2 separate regions of the Homo sapiens genome follow, and region 1 is linked to region 2. Evidence: chromatin loops called from intact Hi-C (ENCODE). Cell type or tissue: heart right ventricle. All regions are shown on one strand. Each heading gives the region's core, and the rest is flanking DNA. Links, peaks and the distances in the headings are about the cores only. Region 1 overlaps PGM2 (phosphoglucomutase 2). Region 2 overlaps TBC1D1 (TBC1 domain family member 1).

The links. Peaks named below come from ENCODE experiments on the same cell type or tissue, not always from the same donor. Only the 100,000 strongest peaks of a DNase experiment are listed, where the experiment ranks them.
Region 1: it touches region 2 in a loop (2.4-fold over the local background); 54 of 110 quality-filtered maps call a loop at or near these places.

The regions. Positions count from the first base shown.
Region 1 is chr4:37,830,350-37,839,053 of GRCh38, reverse strand. It overlaps PGM2 (phosphoglucomutase 2), which reads right to left. Exons shown (of 14, transcript NM_018290.4): 3 at 4,330-4,436; 4 at 1,441-1,525. Among named protein-coding and RNA genes, the nearest start is that of PGM2, 8.0 kb to the right of the region's middle. In heart right ventricle, for the core only: no CTCF peak of the experiment used is centred there; no DNase peak of the experiment used is centred there; H3K27ac peaks cover 1,850 bases.
Region 2 is chr4:37,980,108-37,988,811 of GRCh38, reverse strand. All of the region lies in intron 2 of TBC1D1 (TBC1 domain family member 1), which reads right to left. Among named protein-coding and RNA genes, the nearest start is that of PTTG2, 24 kb to the right of the region's middle. RefSeq lists an enhancer at 6,531-6,630. In heart right ventricle, for the core only: no CTCF peak of the experiment used is centred there; no DNase peak of the experiment used is centred there; H3K27ac peaks cover 4,847 bases.

The DNA.
Region 1 (8,704 bases), core at 363-8,362, 150 kb after region 2:
AATATTTATATTTCAACTTAGCTCCCATCTCTACTACTTCCCAAAATGGGAGAAGGGGTTGGATTATTCCCCCTACTGTGGCAAATGACATTGATTACACACAGGCAACCTGAGATTTAAATTGTCCGTCCCCTCCACCCTTTCACCAAGAATCACTGCAGTCATTGAACACCCTGGAAGTTATGTCACATCTCTCAGGTGTTCTGGGCCAAAGAAAAGGGGAGGACGACTCCTCAGTGTGGGCAGAGGATCATGATACACTGGTTCAATTCATGTCTGACATAAAATTAATAGCTATTAACACTTAGTACAGAAGGTAATTAGGATGCTTGAATACATGACAATTTTTCCATCAAACAATGAAACCTGAACTACATTTAGATGTGAATAGAGTGTCTAGCAGGTTATTTACAGCCTAGGGGTGCTGCATCTACCTGTCAGTGCACTAGAGCCGGCAAACACAAAATGAATTGGAACCTCCTTCTGTAGCAATACAGTCTCATTTCTACTAGATGTGACTAACTGCATCCAAATCACATTTTCCAAAACATATTCTCAGCATCTGGCCCAGCTCTTAAAAGTTTTGTCTATGTCAAAGCAACAACTGTCATAGTCCCTACTGTCTTCTTCTTTAGATTGTGCTACATGAAGGATTTGATGAAAGTCTTACTCAAATATGCCGAGCATGCTCTCTGTACTAGCCATGAATAGTATTTAGAATAAAACATTTGTATAAAACAGGGGTGTGCCAGCTTGTCAAAAATATTCATGACAAGACAGGGTTTGAGGTGAATTCAGATTTCGACACAAGAAGTTTCCTAATTGTGATAGCTGAGAAAAAGAACTACAAACCAAATTTAAAAACAGAGAAAAGGCCGGGCGTGGTGGCTCATGCCTGTAATCCCAGCACTTCCGGAGGCCAAGCTGGGTGGATCACCTGAGGCCAGGAGTTCGAGACTAGCGTGGCCAACGTGGTGAAACCTCGTCGCTACTAAAAATGCAAAAATTAGCTGGGAGTGATGGCAGGCACCTGTAATACCAGCTACTTGGGAGGCTGAGGTAGTAGAATTGCTTGAACCCGGGACACGGAGGTTGCAGTGAGCCAAGATCGTACCATTGCACTCCAGCCTGGGCAACAGAGCGAGACTCTGTCTCAAAAAAAAAAATTTGCTGACTCTCTCGAATACCCTTAGAATGCAAAGAAAAGGAAAACTGCAATTTAAAAAAACCAATTCCAATGAATCAAAAGTTGAATACCAGAGAAATATTACTAAGATGTGGGAGAAACATTCCAGGAGAGAAGGAAATGTCTCATACATGCCAAGGAACTCCTCTGTCATTCAAACAGTCCAATCCCAATAGCCCTAAAGACTATAAAATTCAGCCAAGTCCCATCCCTGATCATGTGACAGGAAATTATGAAAGGAAATGGCTACTTACCACAAAGGGGGTTGGCGTTATATCAGAAAAGAGGTACACAGGAATCCCCTGACTGATAAATGTGGTTGCAGCAAGTCGGGCAAACCTGAGAATGCAGAGTGACAGGGAAGAAAAGGAGAGTTGAGTGATCAGGACTGTGAGTGATGGAAAGAAGGAAATGAATGCTGAATGTTCTTTAGGGTGAATGCAGCATCCAGATCAAGGACAGCATTTATTATAATCTTTACCCTGGCATGGGACAGTAAAGCTGGAGGACTCTCAGGAGTCATCTCATTTCACTCTTTTGTTTTATAGAAATGGCACTAAAGCCAAGAAAGGTCAGGCCCCTTTCCCCGGTTCTAACAGCCACTTAGTGGCAGAGCCAGGCTGCTTCCTGGCCTTTCAGCTCTCTGTCTATCTCAGTGGTTCTCAGCCAGGGCAAGTCTGCACCTTCTCCTTCCAGGCATCTGAAATGTCTCGAAACATTTTTGCTTGTCATGCTGGGAAATGGAGAGAGTTGCTACTGGCAGCTAGTAGGGAGAGGTCAGGGGTGCTGCTGAACACCTTACAATGTACCCTACAACCACAACAAAAGATCATCCAGCCACTGTGCAGTCACATGTCAACAGTGCAGAGGCTGAAAATCCCAGCCTAAGCCTATCACAATCCAGCGTACACCACACAGACTGGAATTTGATTAGAGATTGCTTTATTTGAAATATAAAGACATCCTGGAGTACGCATGTGTGTATACACACACACACACACACACCCATACACATATATACATCTTGGTTCCAATCAGCCTTTGAAAGAAAACTTAATTCTTTGACATTTTTCTCAACTTCCACAGAAACTTGCTTAGGGTAAGACGCAGAAAATGGCATCAAATCTTCCTTCAAGCTGGTGTAAAATACGTTACCACAAATAAATGAGCGATTTACTTAGAATGAACAACATTATACCACCCCTGTGAGTTAAACAATCAGATCATTCTTACTCTCCCCAAATACTTCTTGGGCACTAGCTTCGCCGACACTATTCTGAAGGCTGGCTGGGGCACAAAGAGCAGATCGCCACTCTCTCTCTCTGTTACAAATGTGCACAAAAAAATGCAATGCGTTCTCTGCATATACTTAACAGTTACTGCTTACGTTCCCCACCAGATATTTAAAATTGGAAGATTAAAGGATAAACATCTCCTCGGGCGAAATTCAGAAACTGCAATAGTTTCCAACTCCTTACGAAGATTCCATTCACTCATCATGAATATTTTACCATGTGTTGGTTAAACACTTACATTATGATCTCTAAATGTCTCACGCGTTACAGGTGATAGAGAGTAGCCTTGAGTTCCACTCCATCCCATCCCATCAAACTCTGAGACTTGAACCATAAGCTTAAATCAGTAACATCACTCACTTTAAGGAAATGATACGGCTCCAAGGCCAGGGCAAAAAAATCTGTACCTTAATTGATAATGTTAACATATCTCTGAAGGTTGTATCAACCAGAAGCAGGGCAGTCAGCCCAAAATGAAGAAATTTACGCAGCTCAGCAGACAGACTTAGCCACATACGTGCACTTTGCATGCTCTGAGCAAAGGATCTGACTTGCCCTGGGGCGGCAGAGGAACACGGTCACGATTTAGTTCTGATTGTACATCCACTAACTGTAAATGACAAGCTGATATGCTGGTTTATACCACATCATTCTCTTGTGAATGTAGTTCATGTGCATCTATCCCCCAGAGCTATAACTTTTCTCTTGCTTTATTGACAAAAAGCACATTTTTGAGCTGCAAAGCTAAAGACTAAAAATCTTATGCCCTCCTGAGTTGAACCTGGGGCTGATGCCACCGGGTGATTTTCCCCGGCTATGCACCCTTCCTCACGGCCACACGTTTGTCCCCACGAGTGCTTCTGTCTTAGATTGGAAGCTCCTGATGGGCAAAGATAGGACTCTATAAACTCATCCAGCTCTGTAAAGCTAATAAGACTTTTCATTAATATTCAATATGTGTAATTCTAAGCTACTACTAATACTGATACTCTAGAATGATTAAAAATTCATCATAACAGAGGAAGTGTTCAAGTAAAAAAGAGGGTTATGTAACATGGTTACGGGCAGGGGTTGGTAACTACAGCCCATTTTGTAAGTAAAGTTTTACTGGAACACTGCCATGCTCCTGTGTTTATGCATTGTCGATGGATGTTTCTCTGCTTCATGGGAGAGGTGAGTAGTGGTGATGGGAATCATGTGATATGCAATGTGTATGATATCCACTATTTGCCCTTTAGAGAAAAAGTTTGCTGACCCCTGGTACTAGTGTCCTTAGGCTTAAATTGCGACTCCTCCTTTCACATTATAATCTCAGGGTAAAGAGATAAAAGTACATACCTTACACGTTGCTGTGAGGATAGAATGAGTAAATACATAAGTGTCTGGTTCATAATCAGCACTCAAATGATTGCTGCTATTACTATTATCATTGTCACCATCAGCATCATATGCCTTCAGCTACATAAGAGAGTCCCATTGGTTTGAGAATGTTTCAGAAATGCAGCTTGACGTGGGCGTTCAAGAGAGGGAAGGGGGTCATGAGGTTTATGAATAGCAGGGTAAAAATTATGTATAAAAAGGCAAATGAGAGGGAAAAATAATATTGCCAGTTTAAGAAATTTCTTTCTTTTAGCTAGGTATTACATTCTAAATTGTCTAAATAATTTTATTTCCTTAACCTAATGTAAAACCAGAATCTTTAAAAGTTGCCAAGAGAATTTACCCATTGTTTTTACAGTTAAGCAATGAGGCTAATGAATATATTAAAGTCAAGTTATTGAGATGGTGATTAAAATAAAACTGCAAAATAAATTATAAAAACATCATTTTGTAAAAATGTTTAAATACCTTCTGCTGCTACCCCCACTGGATGGATGAGCTCGGGCGTCAAAACTGATCACGATGCCTTTCTGCTTTAAGTCACTGAATTGTTTTTCCAGGTATCTGCAAAATCCCTACAAATACACCATAGATTTAAAAAGTATGTTTTAACATATTTTTATATATACCATATAGAAAAATTAGCCAAAAATTAAGTTTTCTCAAATTTCATAGAACACTATGGGAGAGAGGGAAAAATTCATCTCAGTAAGGAAGCAAACTGAACAATAATAAAATAACAGCTTTGTTTATTATCTATGTTTTTGTATTGGGCACTGTGTTAGTCATTGATCACTTAGTAGCTGTTATCTCTAACCTCAGATCAACTTTGTTAGGAAATTTTTTTTTTTTTCCAGAGACAGGGTCTTGCTCTGTTGCCTAGGCTGGAGTTGCAATGGCACAATCATAGTTCACTGCAACCTTGAATTCCTGGGTTTAAGCAATCCCCCCCTACCTCAGCCTCCTGAGAAGCTAGGACCACAGGTGCATGCTACCAGGCCCAACTAATTTTTAAAAATTTTTTGTAGAGACAGGGTCTTGCAATGTTGCCCAGGTTGGTCTTGAACTACTGTCAAATAATCCTCCTGTCTTGACCTCCCAAAATGCTGGGATTACAGGTGTGGGCCACTGCACCTGACCAGAAAACCCATTTTATAGATGGGTAAAATAAGCCTCAGAGAGGCACAGTGACAGTTTCAGATATTCGAGTAGCAGAGCCTGGATTTGTATCCAGGGCTGGTGAGAGGTAGTTCAGTGTAGGGCTTAAAAGCACATACTCTAGAAGCACAATCTGAGAATTTGTACTCCACGCTGCCACCTACAAGCAAATGACAAGTTCCTTAATTTCTTGGTGCCTTAGTTTCCTCTTCTGTAAAACAGGAATAACAATAATACCTACCTCATAAGGAGTAAATGAATGAAAACATGCAAAGTGCTGAGAATTCAACACCAACTAAGTACTATATTAAGTGTTTGCTGTTTTACGCATTATTTTTGTTGTTATTTTCCTTCAAAGCCATATAAAACAAAGAGAACTCTGGTTGATTGGGCAAAAATAATGATTCATTTTATATTATTTATTTCACTTTTGCTAAAGGAAGTCTTATTAAAATATACATAACTCTTTTTCTTTTGAGATGGGGTCTCACTCTCTCCCATGCTGGAGTGCAGTGACACGATCATGGTTCACTGCAGCCTCAATCTCTCAGGCTCAAGTAATCCTCTCACCTCAGCCTCCTGAGGTGCTGGGACTACAGGCACATGCTACCATGTCTGGCTAATTTTTAAAAAACAATTTTTGTAGAGATGGGATCTTGCCATATTGCCCAGGCTGGTTTCAATCTTGTGGGCTCAAGCAATCCTCCTGCCTTGGCCTCCTAAAGTGCTCGGATTACAGGCATGAGCCACCATGTCCAAGCCATAATTTTTATTTTGGGTAGGAGGGGATACATCACAGTCTTGTTGCGAGAGCCAAGCTAATTTAGAATGCCTTTAGCTTTTCCTTGACAAATACATTGCACTGGGATTATCTTCTGAGGCTGAGTGATACAAGGAAATAAGGCCATGTGTATTGGTTTTGTGGGTTCCCCAGAAGGTACCCAGATGCCTGATACTTCAAGACTTACAACAGTGACAGTACCCCTCTTCCTGCTCAACCCTTGAGCTGTGGCCCCAATGCTCCATGGGGCAAAAAAGCATTCACATCTCCAGATTCTCTAAAAATCTCGGAGGCCTGCTGAGGATGAGGACCTGAAAGAATGGCCAAGGGAAAAGGGAATTCTTATTCTAGATGAAAGACTCAGTGGGGGAAGAGGGAGGTTTTCAGAAATAAAATGTTATTATAAAACATAAGAAGCAAGTTTATGTGTATGACCTTCAAAAAGTAGAACTAAGACCAATATGTAAAGTCTACAGAAAGGCAGATTTTGGCTTAAAATAATGAAACCATCTTTTAATGAGAATGGTCCAAAGATAGAATGGCCTCTTTCAGAGGACAGTGAGTTTCCCATCACTGGTATGCTATGGCTAAATTAAATAATCTATGAACACAGAACCCAAAATAGAACATAAATAAAGCATAAATTAATTGGCAGGAGGAAATTATAACCTCTATCAATGAGGCAAACAATACAAAAGTTTCCTCCAGTCTCTGTCCTGTTTCCTTTGACATATTTTTGAATCACATACATCTGCTTCTTAAATGAACCAGGCAAACTTTGGGGTACCTCAGAATGAGGCTCCACACCCAGAGACCAGCAGGAAGGGCACCTATGCCACCATGAAAGTCTGATCAGTGAAAAGTGACAAATATATTTGCATATCAGCATTCTGCCAGGGAACACTACCCAAGACTGGGTAGAAACCTGGGTTGTTTGTTCTGGGAATCCTCTTGCCTCTAATTTTGAATCCACTCCTAAGATTTTAAAGATATACTTGCTGCTCAGATAAAACTTTCTTAACTCTTCACATCTCTGTCTCCTATTACAAGTATCCAAGAATAGGCTGAATGAGCACTTCAGAGTGGTGGGGTCATGGAGAAAATTATCCCAAGGGGTGTCTGGTTGAATTACATGACCTTTAGAATATTGATCATCTATGTTTACCACAGGGTTTACCCCCAGAGGAGATGAATTCTAGGATAAAAATGGGTAAGATAGTCCTTAATGGGAATACATTTCATTATTCTCAGAAACTAGATATAGAAAAATACAGGGGAAAAAGCTCTAGGTTAATCTAGAATCCCTTAGAAACCCCTAACAATTAGGCCCAATGGCAGGTGTAACCAACTGGATTGTCCAAAGATGGCCCCAGTAATATAAGCCATCTCACATGTTCCTCTTACAATGTGACATCAATGCTCCTTTAATGAGAAGTGGGTATCTATGTGCCCTCTCCTTGAATATGAGACAGCCTTATTGACTCACTTTTAACAAACCGAATACGGTAGAAGTGACACTGTGTGACTTTCAAAGCTACGTCATAAAAGTCAGCACAGCTTCCAATTGGCACATTCTCTCTCTCTCCCTCTCTGGATACTTCACTGAAAGCCAACCACCATGTTATAAGGAAGTCCAGGCCACATGAAGGGGTTCCAACCCCAGCTAAGATCCCAGCCAATAGCCAGTAATAATTTCAGACGTGTGAATGAAGGTGCCTTCAAATGATTCCAACCTCCAAACTGGCCCAGATGGTGCTGAGTGGAGCAGAGACAAGCTGTCCCCACTGAGTTCTACCAAAATTGCAGATTTGTGAGCAAAATAAATGTGGTTGTTGTTTTAAACCATTATGTTTTCAATGATTTGTTACATAGCCCTAGTAACTGGTACAGAAGGCAACCTTATTCAGCAGCACAGTTCCTATGTTATCCATGAACCAAACAGGATTCCCATACTTACCCCATTCTAAGTCTTTCCTCCAGCATCTCAGGGAGCCCTATTGCTTAATAACAATTTGTGACCAGGAGTTCCCATGGCAATTCTTTTTTTTTTTTTTTTTTTTTGAGACAGAGTCTTGCTCTGTTGCCCAGGCTGGAGTCCAGTGGCACAATGTCGGCTCACTACGACCTTGCCTTCCGGGTTCAAACAATCCTTCTGTCTCAGCCTCCCAAGAAGCTGGAATTACAGGTGCACACCACCACGCCTGGCTAATTTTTGTATTTTTGGTAGAGACAGGGTTTCACCATGTTGCTCAGGCTGGTCATGAACTCCTAGGCTCAAGTGATCTGCCTGGCTCAGCCTCCCAAAGTGCTGGGATTACAGGTGTGAGCCATCGCGCCTGGCCCCTGTGGTAATTCTATACCCTTAGATAAGCTTTCCTTGTTGGAGTTTTGTTACAACATGCCCAGCTCTGCCTTTTACACTGGGATGTATACGTGAGGCACATGTAATCACTATTAGGCAATTTTTTCTAGCCTTTCTTTTCCCACAATTAAAGTGACATTCATCATCAACAGGTCTAAGGTGAAGAAATACTGATGTGAATAATCTGTTCTATTTCATTTCCCTCATAAACAGTACTGCCAATACCCAGTAGAAGCACTTCTGTTTTGTCAAATTATCTCCTTCCTAAAAGCTGGGTCTAGATTCTGACAAAAATATTCACAAATTAAGACAGACTCAATCCATACTATAAAACAAAGGAGAACAGGCTCTTGGTAACTCCGGCAGTTAGAAAAGCTTTTTAGCACTTGCTATGTAATCATGGCAAAAATTACAGGACCTTAAAAGTTGTCAGCTTAGTTGGTGCATTTATACTGGAATGAAAGCTCCATGAGAGAATCTGTTTGTTCGAGTCATTCTTATATCCCCAGTGCTGGCACATGGTATGTACTCAATAAGTGTGT
Region 2 (8,704 bases), core at 463-8,462:
GTTTCTCTGGAATGCCCTTGACTGAGGAGGGGGCGGTCCATCGGTCAGTTGGGGTGCTTCAAATTTTGTTTTTGGTTTCCATTTGAATGAGTGCCAGGTGATGCAAAGAGCTCTGTTTGGATCTTAGCTGTGGCTTTGGGAAAGACATCTCACCTATAGTGGGCTTCATGTTTCTTCATCCTTAAAAAGAGGGAATGCAGCTAAGCAACTACAAAAGTCTTCCTCCACCCCTAAATTCAATGATGATGATGGTTCACGAGTACTAAGTGCTTAATCTAGGTACTAAGTGTGTTATGTGGATAAATCGTCAACCGCTTAGAGGATAGCTGTTTATCATCCCCCCTTTAATGGATGAACACATTAATGTCTAGAGAAAAAAATAACTTACTTAAGGTCATCCCTCCACTGGTAACTGGTGGAGAGATCTGACCTAGACCAATGATTTCAGGGGCCCTTTCCTCCTTATCAAAGGTAGACAATCTAAGATAGTTGGCTTGACTTGCACTCACAGGGACACAGATTCTGAATTGAATACAACTGTAGCAATCATTTAACACAATGTTCTCATTTTATAGATCAAGGACTGAGGCCCAGGCAAGTGTAACTTGCCCTAGGTCAAAAAATGTATTGGAAACACGTGCTACACCCTGCTGTTCCTAGACAAGTTCATCCAAAAGAGTGCTTGACGGTTTACATGCACTTACATCAGCTCACGTGATGCCAAACAAGGCTACCTGATGGGCACCTGGCATTGATCATCTTTCCCACTGTCGCCTAGCCAAGGCTAAACAGCAAACACAGAGCACACTGGGACCTGCACCCCACGCCTGCTACTGCCTGCCTAGTGTGCTATCTATAGGCCGATAAAACATCCACAGTATGATGCTCTGGAGAGTCTATGCAGAATCGACTCCTAAAGAGAACTTTCCAGGTAAGCTGAATAACTATGAAACATGGTTCTGTGGTACTTTGAAAAGAATATCAGAGAATAAGTGAAAACACTCTAAAATCCACAACTCAAGTCAACGAGAAAATGCAATCTCATGTGGTCACTCAAAACTGACCTCTTTCGGTCTATCATTGAATTGTCTTAACCTCCTCCCAATCTTCACCTTCAATCTTCTATGTGATTTTTCTCTTATTTCCTGTTTCCTTCTCTCCCTAACTGAGAACATCACAAAATTCAGGGATTTAAAAAAATGTTACACTTCTTATATAGTTTCCATATGGTATATCTATTTTTAAAAGCAGATTAGTTGAATGTTTTATGTCTCTCACCTAAGAAAGGGGAAAAAAGTTCAGTTTCTCAGTGGAACAAGATATTTTTCTAAGCTCTGCTGCCCTTGTTTCACATATTGAACATGCGTTGTAATCCCCGTTACAGAGACAATGCAGGTACAACAGATAAAATATGAATTTAGAGCCAAACAAGTCAAGCTTTAATCTTATTAGCTAGGACACGGTACCTAGCCTTTCTGAATTTCAGTTTCTTCATATTTCTTTCCTGAAAAAAAAAAAAGTGGAAGGAGGAAATAATACCACTACTGCCACAATTATTTTGAGAATTAAATTAATTATGAGACTTCTAACACAATGGCTGGCACATATAAAGTTCTGAAAAATATAATCATCTCTTCCCTTGTTATTCATGCTAAAATAATTGTCCCTTCTATTAAATGCCATTTGCAGTCGATGTTTTTCTGAGCAAAGTCAATCTCTCATATTAGAGGGAAGAGATCCATTACACACACCTACCCCATCTCCCAGAGGATGCCTTCCGGGAAACAGGAGCACTCAGTGAATGGGTGGGTCACTGCAGCCCAGTGCTAGGGAGCTAAACAGCCACATTAGACATTGGCAACTTGCACTCTCTTCAAATACTCAGGCTGTGCTTCTTCTTGCACAGTTAACACAACTGGTTGGTCCTACCAGGCTGCAGAGACACCCTTCACATATCAAAGGATCCCCACCCACCCCAACCCGACTACTCAGGCTTCCTCTCCTTGCTCATTTCCCTGCAGGCATCTTGACCTGAAATTTGCAAGAATACACTCATCAAGGGGTTAAATAAAGTATCCTGGGTCAGGCACAGTGGCTCGCACCTGTAATCACTTGAGGCAGGCAGATCACTTGAGGTCAGGAGTTCAAGACCAACCTGGCCAACATGGCGAAACCCCATCTCTAGTAAAAATACAAAAATTAGCCAGGCACGGTGGCGGGCACCTGTAGTCCCAGCTACTCTGGAGGCTGAGGCAGGAGAATCACTTGACCCCGGAAGGCAGAGGTTGCAGTGAGCCGAGATCGCGCCACTGCAATCCAGCCTGGGCAACAGAGCAAGACTCCGTCTCAAAAACATAAATAAATAAATAAAGTATTCTGAAATACAATATATTGTTTGATAGATGTGCATAGTTTTGATTTTAGTAAAACAGTTTGAAGATGAAAGTGCAAACAAATCAGCAGAGCAATATTAACAATGTACCTCAAAAACAGGTGTCCAAGAACTTTTTAAGTTCTGCCATAAACTAGCTGTGTGATCTTGTTCAAATCAAGTTACTTCATCGCTCTGGGTGTCAGTTCCCCATGTAGAAAAGAACAAATGGAATTACATTCAAGATGACATTCTGGTTACACCGTAATTACATTACTAAATCCTACTAGAATGACCACCACCCTAAGCCACAATTACTGATAGGTATTTGAGGGCCATAGGCAGTGCTGGTATGAAAGAAAAGGTCTGAGTAATTTATTTATACTGATGTGCCTTCCCCAAGGTTAAAAATCAGTGGTCTCAAAAACAAGGCAAACAGTTGGAAAGCAACCTTGAATCATTCTGAAACATGCTAGAAAACTACCAGTAGTATTTCCTCACTATTCCTTTTCATAATCCACCACATCAATGACCTACAATTACCCTTGACTTCACTCAGACCTCATCTTCTAGTCTCCTCCAAAATCCCAGCTGAGTGATTCTTCGTGCATATATCACATTAAAATTAAATTATCTCCACAGGTCTCCCTCTCCCCATTAGACTGCAAGCTATTCAAGGGCTGGGCCCATGTCCTACTCATCTCAGTATCTACCCTGCCTAATACCACACATGCCATTAACTTAAACTGCCCATTCGACCATGTTTTAAATGGTTTACATCTGAAGATAGTCTTCACAATTTCCTAAGCAGATTTTGACATTAATGGATTTTAAAATAGGAACTATTTTTAAAAAGATAAATACAAAACAAGTATATATTAAGTTCATTTCAGACACAAGAAAACAGGCTCAGCAAAGTTAACTTAGCCAAGTTCAACCAATGTAAAAGAACAGAGCCTGTGAGTCTAATCCCATTATAACATGACAGATATAAAAATGATTTACAGGAAAATAACCAAAGTGCATGAAAATTAAGGTAATTTTTCTGTCAGCTTTTTCATATAAATTTAACAAAAGAGCACAGAGTACTTGTTCACCACTCTTCCAACAACAAAATCAGAAATCATAGAAATTTTAAAATGGAAAAACCAGATACTTAAGATTAGATTCATAAATATCATAAATATAGGCTGGGCGCGGTGGCTCACGCCTGTAATCCCAGCACTTTGGGAGGCTGAGGCAGGCGGATCACAAGGATAGGAGCTTAAGACCATCCTGGCCAGCATGGTGAAACCCCGTCTCTACTAAAAATACAAAAAAATTAGCCAGGCATGGTGGCGCGTGCCTGTAGTCTCAACTACTCGGGAGGCTGAGGCAAGAGAATTGCTTGAACCCGGCAGGCAGAGGTTGCAGTGAGCCGAGATCACGCCACTGCACTCCAGCCTGGGTGACAGAGCAAGACTCCATCTCAAGAAAATATATATATCATAAATATAACCAAATAAAGGTCTTCCTATAGGTTGTACAGATGTTCGTGAATATTACTGTGCATTCTAAAATAAAATTCAAAAGCACTAACATTTTCTTTTTTTTTTTTTTGAGACAGGGTCTCACTCTGTCACCCAGGCTAAGTGCAGTGGCACAATCTTGGCTCACTACAACCTCTGCCTCCCAGGCTCAAGGAATTCTCGTGCCTCAGCCTCCCAAGTAGCTGGGATTACAGGTACACGCCACCACACCCAGCTAATTTTTGTATTTTTCTAGAGATAGGGTTTTGCCATGTTGGCCAGGCTGGTCTCAAACTCCTGGCCTCAAGTGATCCACCCACCTCAGCCTCCCAAAGTGCTGGGATCACAGGTGTGAGCTAACACTCCTGGCCTAACATTATTTCTATTCCTTAAAAGTCAATCAAAAGAAAGGGAGTAGGACTACATCAGCTGTCATTAAAGAAACATAAATTAAAACATCTATGAGGTACCACTACACACCTATTAGAATAATCAAATTCCAGAATACAACATCAAATGCCTGTGAGGAGCAAAAGAAATTCTCATTCATTGTTGATGGCAATACAAAATGGTATAGGCACTTTGAAAAGCAGTTGAGTGCTTCTCACAAAAACAAACATAATCTTACATTACAATCTATCAATCATACTTCTTGATATCTACTCAAAGGAGCTGAAAACTCATATCCACACAAAAACCTACACAGAGATGTTTATAGTAGCTTTACTCATAATTGCTAAAACTTGGAAGCAACCAAGATGTCCTTCTGTGGGTGAATGGATAAACTGTGGTACATCCAGGCAATTAATATGATTCAGCACAAAAAAATGATCAAGCCATTTTAAAAAAAAAAGCACACAGGAAACTTAAATGCATATACTTAGTGAAAGAAGCCAATCCGAAAAGGCTACATATATACTGTATGATTCCAACTACATGACATTCTCTATAGGCAGAACTATATATACATGCTCTATAAATAGTATGAAGATTAGTGGGTTGCCAAAGGCTTATAGGAAGGGAGGGATGAATCGATCACAGAGGACTGGTAGGGCAATGAAACTACTCTGTATGATATTATAATGCTGGATATACGTCATTATACATTTGTCCAAACCTGTAGAATGTATATCACCAACAGTGAACCCTAATGTAAACGATGGACTTTGTGTGATAATCATATGTCAATATAGATTCATCAGTTGTAACAAATGCACCATTCTGGTGAGGAATATTAATAACAGGGGATGCTGTGCATGTGTCCCCTGTTCTTCTGTTTCTATCAAAACATCTGTGAGTTTACTATGAAAATCACAAAGCTTGAGAAGTTCAGTGGGGACAGGGGCTATATGGGAAATCTCTGTAACTTCCACTCAATTTTGCTGTAAACCTACAACTGCTCTAAAAAATAAAGTATATTTAAAGAAAAAAGGGAAGAAGAAAAAGCTGGGCACAGTGTGGTGACCGTACAAAGCATCATACAGAATGAAATACACAGCTATAAGAGTTTGGGGGAGGGATGGCGGACACAGTGGCTCACGCCTATAATCCCAGCACTTTGGGAGGCCGAGGCAGGTAGATCACGAGGTCAGGAGATCGAGACCATCCTGGCCAACATGGTGAAACCCCGTCTCTACTAAAAATACAAAAATTAGCTGGGTGTGGTGGCACCTGCCTGTAATCCCAGCTACTCGGGAGCTGAGGCAGGAGAATCACTTGAACCTGGGAGGTGGAGGGAGCCGAGATCGCACCACTGCACTCCAGCCTGGTGACAGAGCGAGACTCCGTCTGAAAAAAAAAAAAAAAAAAAAGAGTTTGGGGAAAGATCATCTTTGGCCCCTAATGGGTCTTCACTGCTCCAGAATAAAATACCAAAGGGGTCTGTATGCCATGCTCATCCTGGTCCTCATTCGCCTCTGCTACTCCCCCCAGCAGTCTCGCTCCAGGCCCACCAACCTCCTGTGAGTGCAGCTCCACCAAGGGGCCTCCAGGCCTTAGCATACGCTACTCTAACTGCCTGGCACAACCTGCCCTTCCCGTTATTCTCTGCCCTGCTTAGTACATTCGTCAATGAATGAATGATTAATCAGAGGTGCTTCAGGAAAGGAATGAAGGATGAGGAGAGTTTTGATAGAAACAGAAGAACAGGGGACACACATACAGGTTAAAATCAGATTAAAGAATTTGTCTAAGGAAACAAATTATACTTTATCTTTTTTTCTCATCAGGCATTGCTCTGGGCTGTGTTCTATTTGTGGATTAGGTGGGATTTCTATCTCTGCTCTCCTCCATTCTCTTTCAGTAAAACCAACCTACGCCCAAGTTCCTGGCACACTCTAAGCAACTAGAGTTCCCAAAGCCCAAAACACAGCTGCCACCACTACCAGATAAAAAGTGCTCCACAGGAACTCTGCTGAAATCCTGGTCAGGGTTATACCAGCTTTGCTTAGCCGAGGCAGCACATTTTTCAAATTCAAGGAATGGTTTGACTATGACAAGGAGTTCTCCCCTCCTTATTAAACTCAAGCATCCACTAATAAAATGTAGTATGAGTCTACAGAAGAAAAAAAAATTTTAAAACAATACATCACATTAACCTAGGACACACATCAAGGACAAACCAACACTGGACTGACTTCAAGCAACACAAGAAAATTGTTGCCTAAATATTTGCTATAGTCAGATTCACACCTTACATAGGAAGGCTGCTGTGCTGTGTGCTGGTAAACAGAAGGGCAACTCCTACCGCCTACCGGCACCCAAGGTGGGCTGGTCTAGTCTGCAGGAAACCTCAAAGGTAAATAAATAAGCCCAGAGTCAGGACAGAACTTTGCATGGAAGCTGTGCTTAGAAGAAAGAGATGATGGAAGGGCAAGTTGTACTCGTACTCAACATATAAATAGCAATTAGTTACTCGGTTATTTGCACCAAACACAGACAAACAAGATAGCAAAGCCACTGGGTCACATCATTTCAAAATACAGACAATGACTATCCACTGGTATTCCTTTCTTATTACTGAGGTCCAAGCTACCACTATCACCTCCTATCCGAACCAAAACCACCTCCTAAGTGGTCCCTCTGCTTCCATCCGAAATATACATCAGCTGACATCACTCCTCTTTTCCACATCTTTAACGGCTTCTGACTACACTTAAAAGCAAATCCAAACCCCATTCTAAGCCTATGGAGCCATAAACAGCCTGGCCCACCTTACCCCTCCCCACTCAAAGCTCAGTGCTGTGCACCCAGCTGGATATATTCCAGCCATACCTCCCTTCTCCCTGAGGCCTGCCTGGAGCATGTTTCCTGCCCTCTCACCAGTCAGATGGAATGCCACCCCTGCACCACCCCAGCCCGGAGCCACTTACTTCTCTTCCTCGCACTGATCACCATCTGAAATAATCTTGTTCACCTATTTGCTTGCTGCTTTGCTATCTCTCCCATCTAGAATTCCATGAAAACAGGGGTCTGCTTGTCGGTTGCTAAATCCCCAGCTCCTCAAATAGTACCTATTATAGGTAGGTTATCCATAAATATCTGCACTGAACACATTTGTTAAATGACCTGTTGAATGAATGGTGGCTAGATAAACCAATGTTTTAAAAGTAATGCCCAAATACGGAAAACCTGGTTTTACATAAAATATTAATTAGCAATCAGTTACTTGCTTTACAAAAGGATTCTGTGGGCTGGATGCAATGGCTCACACCTGTAATCCCAACACTTTGGGAGGCGGAGGTGGGCAGATCACTTGAGGTCAGGAGTTCAAGACCGGCCTGGCCAACCTGGTGAAACCCTGTCTCTACTAAAAATACAAAAATTAGCTGGGCATGGTGGTGTATGCCTGTAGTCCCAGCTACTAGGGAGGCTGAGGTGGGAGGAGCACTTGAACCCAGGAGGCAGAGGTTGCAGTGAGCCGAGATCGTGCCACTGCACACCAGCCTGGGCGACAGAGTGAGACTCAGGGTCAAAAAAAAAAAAGATTCCTTTTTTAATGCATCTTTAAATATTTAATTTACAAATCTCCAGGGTGCACACTTTTTAAAGGATAATCTATTGTGCAGAGTGAATTAACTCCTCCAGGACATAAACACTGCTTATATACAAAAAGTACCTAATAAAACACTTGTTGAATGAGCACTGGAAAATACACAGTTAAATGCCTTAATTAATACATTAAATACACAGTTAAGTACTTTATTCATAAGGTAAATACTTAATACACACCATAAACTATATGAAACTATACTTGGATTTGAAACACAGCAAACTTGGCTATATTTAGTTCTCATTTTCCATTTTTTCTCATAAACTGACATATGTATATTTAAAATCTACCAACTTGAGATACCAGCAATAATCTTAGCTACAAACTTTATAAGCAGGTGCAAATCCAAATAAATTCTGGAAGTTACTTGGCAGTTCTGCTGCAGTCAGTTTTGACTAACAGATACATGGAGGCATAGAAACAGTAGATATACTCAAAACTGACAGGTTGTTGGGGACATCTGTGAGTTTACTATGAAAATCACAAAGCTTGAGAAGTTCAGTTTTATTTATAAACTGCGTAAAAAGTCAAGTGTCCCCACTGAAAGACTAATCAAGAAATCACACTGCTATAAAGCCCAGCCACATTCTTGATGCAATGTACACCTGCCCTAATGTTCCAGATCATGTCCAATTTTTTTTAAAAGTACATCTTATGTTTTTCTTTCTTCTTTAAACAGATAATCTCTTTAAAACAAAACTCTCCCGTTTTGGCTTTATTCCTACATCATGAAATTGCCCACTCTACACATTCAATATTCACACAATACTAATG